Linked DNA regions of Homo sapiens: regions 1 and 2 are each linked to region 3. Evidence: read pairs that join two places in POLR2A ChIA-PET (ENCODE). Cell type or tissue: Panc1. All regions are shown on one strand.

Region 1 (2,500 bases), 300 kb before region 3:
GCTCCAGTGAAAATGTGCCCGGCAATAATCATCTAGATTCTCAAAAGGGTATTCCATTTTGCATAAGAGAAATGGAGACAAAATACAAATGAGCAGGAAGGAAATTTCCAGTTTCATTGGATAAATAAGTCACAGAATATTTTGTTAATATATGTAGACGTAGACATTTAGGGGTCAGGTTTCTTCTAGAAATATTTTAGTGCTTGCTGACATGAAACTGCTCTTTCTTCTTTGCTCCACACCCCCACAGGGCTGTGTTATGTGTCAGGTGTTGTTTGGCATCACTATAAGTCATGTTCCCACTCCTTGGAAAGCACTTCTTCTAGGAGAATTTATGAACAGTGCCAGAGCTGATCTGCATCTCAACTGGTCATTGTTTTTCTTTGTTGTTCTCAGAGGCATGGACAGAGGATTCTCTGAAGTCATCCTGACTGAAACAGCAGATTGATAATTAATTCACTTGTGGCTGGGCAGAGTGGCTCACGCCTGTAATCCCAGCACTTTGGGAGGTCGAGGTGGGTGGATGGATCACTTGAGGCCAGGAGTTCGAGACCAGCCTGGCCAACATGGTGAAACTCTGTCTCAGCAAAAAAATACAAAAAAATTAGCCAGATGTGATGGTGTGCACCTATAGTCCCAGCTACTCGGGAGGCTGAGGCACGAGACTCACTTGAACACAGGATGCAAAGATTGCAGTGAGTGGAGATTGCACCACTGCACTCCAGCCTGGGCAACAGAGCGAGACTCTGTCTCAAAAAACAAAACAAAACAAAAAAGAGAATTAATTCACTTGTGACCAGGGTGTCCCGACCTTACCATCTATACCTACAAAAATTTAAATTTCCTTTTAAATATAAAATTGTGGTAGCTGGTACTTCCTCCTCTTGGTCTGGTGATTGGAGACTGTCCTCTGGCCTATCCGAGGGTCCCCAGGGCCATCTTAAGTGAAAGCAAGATGAGTCCTTTGTGTTCTGCTGCCCCAGGCTCCTTGATGCCCAGGCACATTGCTGTTGGTGACACTTGAGAGGTCACCCCGCTGCTAAGCACAGCTATCTCCTTGGGCACTGCTACTGCTCCCACCACTTTGGCCTGAGGGAAGTGGACATTGTTCTCTGCTATTCAGGCCCCAGAATGGGAAGACCCCCTAGGTTGTCATAACGTAGAATACACCCTGCTGTAACTTTTAGCAAGTATTTACTCCATGTAAAAATAATAGAAAGTTCAACAGTGAGAAGAAGTTAACTAACAGAAGATGTGGCTATCCTTAGTGCTTATGGGCTTAGAACATCATATCTTAGGTTGGATTTCCCAGAAGCTGACTTGGAGGGAAGGAGTGAACAGCAAGTGGTTCACTTGAAGGATGATCCCAGGAAGCATTGGCAAGGGAATGGAGGCCTTCAGGGAAGGAAAGGAAATCTAGATAGGAGACGTCAATCAGAAGATTACCACTGTGGGCAACTGGGGCTCAATCCCACTGGGAACCTGTGAGAAATAGTATAGAGCTTCCCTGACCTATAAGATGGTAGCCACTAGCCACTTGTGACCCCTGAGCATTTGAAATATAGCTAGTAAGAATTGAGTTGCACTCCAAATGTAAAATACACATTGGATTTCTAACAGTATATATATATATATATATATATATATATATATATATATATATATATATATATACTGTTAGAAATTATATATATAATGTAAAACATCTTATTGATTATTTTTTATATTGATTACCACATTGATATAATATTTTAGGTAGACAAGGTTCAACAAATGTATTAATATTAAAATTAATTTCACCTGTTTCATTTTGCTTTTTAAAACTGTGGCTACTAGAAAATGTGAAATTACATATGTGACTCTCAGCATATTCCTAGTGGACAGAGCTGGTATAGAACATCCTCAGAATTGTCCCACCCTGGTACATATCCCAAGATCCAGGTTCCCCACTCAACTCTGCAGCAGGACGTCCACAGTTCAGCCCAGACTCTGCTGAACCAAGCCAAGTCCAGCTACTTTTCCTGCTTTCTCCTCCATGTGAGGTCCACATGTCTGTCCTGTAGCCCAGCAAGGAATCATGTGAACGAGAACACACAACTCCACAATAACAAGGCTTATATACAGGCGCAATACCTGATCCTATATATGAAGTGGGTTAATGTTTTAAATAATTCACTCTGTGTTCTTACCCACCCGCAGCCTGCACACCTCTTCCAGCTTTGTGCTCTCTGATTTTCTTCACTTGCACTCTAATGATCTTCCTCCCAGCCCAGAAAACTCGATATGAGTTATCATTGCTTTAGGGGAAGGATGTCGCTCTTGAAGCAGAGAATTAGCCAAATTTATAGTGTTTAAGTTCAAAAGTCACCAGTGCAGGTATAAGACAGAAACAGCCTGCTGCATAACTGCAAAATTGCAAAGAAAGCTTTGCTCTCCAGACTAAGGAGTCCACAGACTGGGGGATAGGGAGATGCTAAGGACCCCAAGGGCAGAAGGAGAG
Region 2 (2,500 bases), 140 kb before region 3:
GAGTTAGATTGCATATCACTAATGTGTAAAATGGGATTTAAGTAGTTATTCTACATAGATTTAATGTTATGTTAGGATTAACCGCAACTGGCAACAAGCACTTCATGCAAAAAATGACCTTCAGATTTTCATAAAAACCTCATTTCTGCAACTTATTACTGTGTATGACTTTGGACAAGTCACTTAACCTCAGTTACCTGAGCCTCAGTTTCCTTATCTTTTGAATAGGGTTAATAATACCACCTTTTAGGATTCACACACATTCAAAAACTTGGCATTTGTTAGCTATAGCTATTAGACATTATCTTGATGTTCACTTGCCTCCAGGATGAACATATTTAGGCTTTTTCCTAACCAGAGAATAAACCCAGAACCAAAATATATAGGTCCTACTAAGTACCCTAATAAAAGGGGAACATCTATCCAAATTATATTCCCCATCCCTTCCATTTATGTCCCCATTCCCCCATTTGATGCCTAATTCCACTTTTGGGATTTATTACCTGGTGCTAAGCATTGACTTCTTCCTGAAGAGGCCCCTACAAATGCAAAAGCTCAAGGAAACAATAATTAAAGCTATTATCACTTTGTAAGAATGCATTTGTGTGGTTTTCTCCAAGACAAAATTACCCCACATACTAACACTTGGTACCTGGGAAAGGATAAAATAGCTGTTAAAAAGGAGCAATCCTAGTCAACAGGGTACATGACAAATAAATTTAAAAAAAAAGTAAAGGGGCAAAAGGGCCTTTTGCAAAACAGGATATATTTTGCAATTTTGCTTAAGTTAAGTTTTGTCAGTTAATCATTCATTAGGTACTAAGAACCTTTGGACAGAAACTCAAGAAATTGGCATTAGTAGTTGCCTCTAAGGAGGAGAACTGGTTAGGCAGGTGCAAGAGTGGGCGTAGAAGGGCAACACCCACTTTCACTGCATATCCTTTTGTACCTTTTGATTTTGGCACTGTAGGCATTAATTATCTACACAAAAGTTTTAATTTAAAAAATTCAATCCTCACACCCTGTTATTTCTCCTACATCATCTTTTAGATTATTTGTTTACATTATTTGACATTTAAACATTGACTTTTGGCCAGGCACAGTGGCTCGTGCCTGTAATCCCAGCCCTTTGGGAGGCTGAAGCAGGAGGATTGTTGAGCCCAGAAGTTCAAGGCTGCAGTGAGCTATGATCATGCCACTGCACTTCAGCCTAGGTGACAGAGTGAGACCCTGTCTCTAAAAACAAACAAACAGAGAAGTTGCATTTTTTCCCTAAAAAGTAAGTTGGAGTCATGTAAAATTTGATAGGCCTCTAACGGCTTATTTTTCTTTAAAGTATTAAACATAAAAAATACTCAAAATCTAAAGATACAACATTATTAGACAATTAACATTATTTACTGACTTTCTGTAAATACAGTTTCCTTCACTAAAACTTAGGCTTCCTGCACACAGGGCCTGTGTTTTATTAATCTTTGAGGCCCCATTCAGGCAAACACTGGGCTTTCACAGGAATACTTTCTTGAATTCCAAGGAAGAAAAGTCATTAAATGAAACACGATGTTTTGATTAAGAAGGAATTTCTCAAGATTTTTATAAAAACAAACAAAACAACAATAACAATAGAAAGAGGCAGGGACAGGGAAAGGGAGAAGAAGAAACAGCTATAAACCACCTACGTTCATAATAGAACTTTTGGGACCTTACTGATTGGGAATGCTTGTGAAACACCAAATATGTCATAAGGAGGGAGAATTAAGGTTAATCTAAAATAATGAGAACACTTGTTCAACAAAATATTTGCTACATGCCTATTGTATACAAGGCCTTGGTGACAAAATGTTGACCAATACAGACATGATCCTAGCCCTGACAGGTTACATAATAGTGGGAGATACAGAACGGTAAACAGGCAATTATCACGTGGTATGATATATATAAAAGGAAGTTTATAGCGTTTTAGGAGCTCATAAAAGGAGAACCAATTCCATGCTTGGAAAAGTGATGTCTAAGTGGGACTAGAGCTTTGGAGTTCTCTAAACCCGAGTTCAAATCCTGGTTTTACAGGTTACACTCTATAACCCTGGCCAATTTATTTAATCTCTCCAGGCCTCAGTTTCACCAACTTTAAAATAGGAATTATGATAGTATTGAGTTCAAAGAGTTGATGTGAGTATTAATGAAATGCACATCATAAATCTGGTATGGTGTATGGCAAGTGGCAAGTACCCAATAAATATTAGCTAATAATAGTGATAACAGTAAGCTGAGAACTTAAGACAGATAAAAGGGAAGAGAGGAAAGAGGAAGAGTACCCGGACAAAATAAAAGCAATAGTCTGGTGAGCTTCAGTGAAAGAACCTCGCTCGATCCATGGATCAGGGGATGCTTGGGGTGGGATCAGAGGTGAAGCTGAAGCTGGAAAGGCAAGCACAGCCCAGCTCAATGGGTTTATCTAAGCTCAGTGGGGGCCCCTTGAGAATTTTAGTCAGAGAAGGGA
Region 3 (2,500 bases):
GCTGGGCACAGTGGCTCATGCCTGTAATCCTAGCACTTTAGGAGGCCAAGGCAGGAGGATCTCTTGAGCCCAGGAGTTCAAGAGCAGCCTGGGCAACAAAGTGAGACTCTGTCTCTATAAAAAAATTAAAAAAATAGCCAGGCATTGTGGTGGATGCCTGTGGTCCCAGCTACATGGGAGGCTGAGGCAGGAGAATGACTTGAGCCCAGAAGGTGGAGGCTGTAGTGAAATAGATTCATACTAGTATACTCCAGCTTGGGTGACAGAGTGAGACTCTGACACACACACACACACACACACACACACACACACACAAACTGGCTTGCTGCCAATGTTTGAAAACTGGGAGTTTTTTTTTTTTTTAAAGTAAAATTTCTAGCTTCCTTTGAAAAATTTACACATATGAGCAATTTGTACATGGTGGGAGCTGAGTTGCAGCTCTCTCCTGAGAGTGGGTGCTCTGCAGTTCACCAGCATAGAGACTGATGGAGAACAGGCTGGGCGTGGTGGCTCATGCCTGCAATCCTAGCACTTTGGGAGGCTGAGGGGGTGGGTCACTTGAGGTCAGGAGTTCAAAAACAGCCTGGGCAACATGGTGAAACCCAGTCTACTAAAAATACAAAAAAATTAACTGGGGGTGGTGGCGGGCACCTGTAATCTCAGCTACTCGGGAGGCTGAGGCAGGAGAATCCCTTGAATCCGAGAGGCGAAGGTTGCAGTGAGCAGAGATCGCACCACTGCACTCCAGTCTAGGTGACAGAGCAAGACTCTGTCTCAAAAAAAAAAAAAAAAAAAAGAGAGAGAGAGAGAGATTGATGGAGAACAGGTGTGTGTGTGTGTGTGTGTGTGTGCCCGCGCGTGCACATGCACACACATGGTCAGGGGGGTTAAAGGGCAGGAAGAGATGATCTTTAAAAATTCAGATTCTTTCTAAAGAAAGCACAACCTGGACCACCCCTTTTACTGTGGAAGTACTTAGAAAAATAATTTTAGGCATGGAAATGCTGTTATAAATTCAAGAAAGAATAGAGACCATCTCAAATCACCATGCTGCTGTAAACATGCCGCACCGCCCAGCCCCGCTTCCTTCTACAATTCCAGTCTGTGTATTTTTGTGGGGAAGTGTACCTATTCCATTTATAATACCATGTCATATTTTCCAACCGACACCGGATAAGTTAATCAAAGATATACACTGCATCCTGAACGTCTGCTGAATTTAACCATCTATTTTTATGGTAACCAAAGAGACTTCCCAGGGGCATTGCTGCAGATAGCCAGGGGGTTGGCTCTAAAATTTTTTTAATGACTCAAAGTCCTTATTTCCAGTGCTATCAAATAAAGAATACTTATATTTGCAGAGGCATTCAATGAACTCCGAGAGATAGAAGACTTGTCCAAGTAGTTATAGTTAGTTAGCCACTTATGAAGTAAAAGGTAGACCCCAGAGGATTTACTCTCTGACTGTCTCCCTGACAAAGGCATTTGGGGCACAGGAAGGCACTTGGGTCACAGGGAGGTCTGTCTAGGAGACAGGGTCTTGGTGTCAACCGGGCTCCTGGGAAGATTTCCGCCCATGGATTTCCTAGAGGTGAATCAGCACCACCAACTTCCCATAACAGAGGTAACACCTTTCTCTAGCAAACGGAGATTGATCTGAGTGGTAAAAACTCAGCTCTTCTGTTAAGAGTATTTGCTGGTTAAAATAAAGGAGCTCATCCACAGTGGGAGTTTACATTCTGGGCTCCTAAGGGAAACTTTCAGACAGGTCCCTCTTATCCTCCAAATTAGTTTGTTCTTGGAAAAGAGCCCATGTCTTGAGTTGACCTCTTTCATTTAAGACGAGACTTGGCCATTTAAGATATTCTCTTTAATGTTTGAGTTCTGTTGTTGTTGGTTTCCCTTTAAAAGCAGGCATACTTATACAGATTCAGTATTACAAGAAATACAGAATGTCAAACATGAAGCTTCCTAGTAAGCCCCCCGTCTTTCTCTCTCTCTCTCTCTCTCACACACACACACACACACACACACACACACACACACACACACACACACAGCACGGAGAGCCACTTTTAAGCATATAGTGTATATTCTTACAGATTTGGGGGGTGTGTCCACTTGCCATTAACTAATAATTAATTAATAAATAAATAAGATTAGAATACACATACAGCTTTGCATTTATTATACCTTGAAAGGCATTTAATGTTGATCCATGTAGTTTTCCCTCAGTCTTTGTAATGGTTTCATAGACTTTCATTCCATTATTGAAGTCCCATAGTTATTTAAATGCTGTACCTGCTGTGCCCACCGAAAGGCCATACCCCATCTCCTTGACTCCTCGTCAGCAAAGCCTCAGATCTGTCTGGGTGTTCTTCCTCCCATAAGTTCTGGGAAGGCAATCCCCTGTCTCCACCCTCAACCAAAGGATAATATCAGGACTTGCATGATGATCTCATTTCGTTTTCAATGATGGGTTGTAACTCATTATTGATCA

What was found. ChIA-PET counts read pairs that join two places held together with the same protein. Peaks named below come from ENCODE experiments on the same cell type or tissue, not always from the same donor. Only the 100,000 strongest peaks of a DNase experiment are listed, where the experiment ranks them.
Region 1: POLR2A ChIA-PET joins it to region 3 with 5 read pairs; 12 of 35 experiments call an interaction of 5 or more read pairs at or near these places.
Region 2: POLR2A ChIA-PET joins it to region 3 with 5 read pairs; 17 of 35 experiments call an interaction of 5 or more read pairs at or near these places.

Annotation. Positions count from the first base shown.
Region 1 is chr1:85,291,607-85,294,106 of GRCh38, forward strand. No RefSeq gene overlaps it. Among named protein-coding and RNA genes, the nearest start is that of BCL10, 16 kb to the left of the region's middle. In Panc1, no CTCF peak of the experiment used is centred here; no DNase peak of the experiment used is centred here; H3K27ac peaks cover 1,911 bases.
Region 2 is chr1:85,459,877-85,462,376 of GRCh38, forward strand. The region is part of intron 1 of DDAH1 (dimethylarginine dimethylaminohydrolase 1); the gene reads right to left. Among named protein-coding and RNA genes, the nearest start is that of DDAH1, 4.0 kb to the right of the region's middle. In Panc1, no CTCF peak of the experiment used is centred here; no DNase peak of the experiment used is centred here; H3K27ac peaks cover 1,546 bases.
Region 3 is chr1:85,595,582-85,598,081 of GRCh38, forward strand. No RefSeq gene overlaps it. Among named protein-coding and RNA genes, the nearest start is that of CCN1, 16 kb to the left of the region's middle. RefSeq lists a silencer at 2,245-2,500. In Panc1, no CTCF peak of the experiment used is centred here; no DNase peak of the experiment used is centred here; H3K27ac peaks cover 1,561 bases.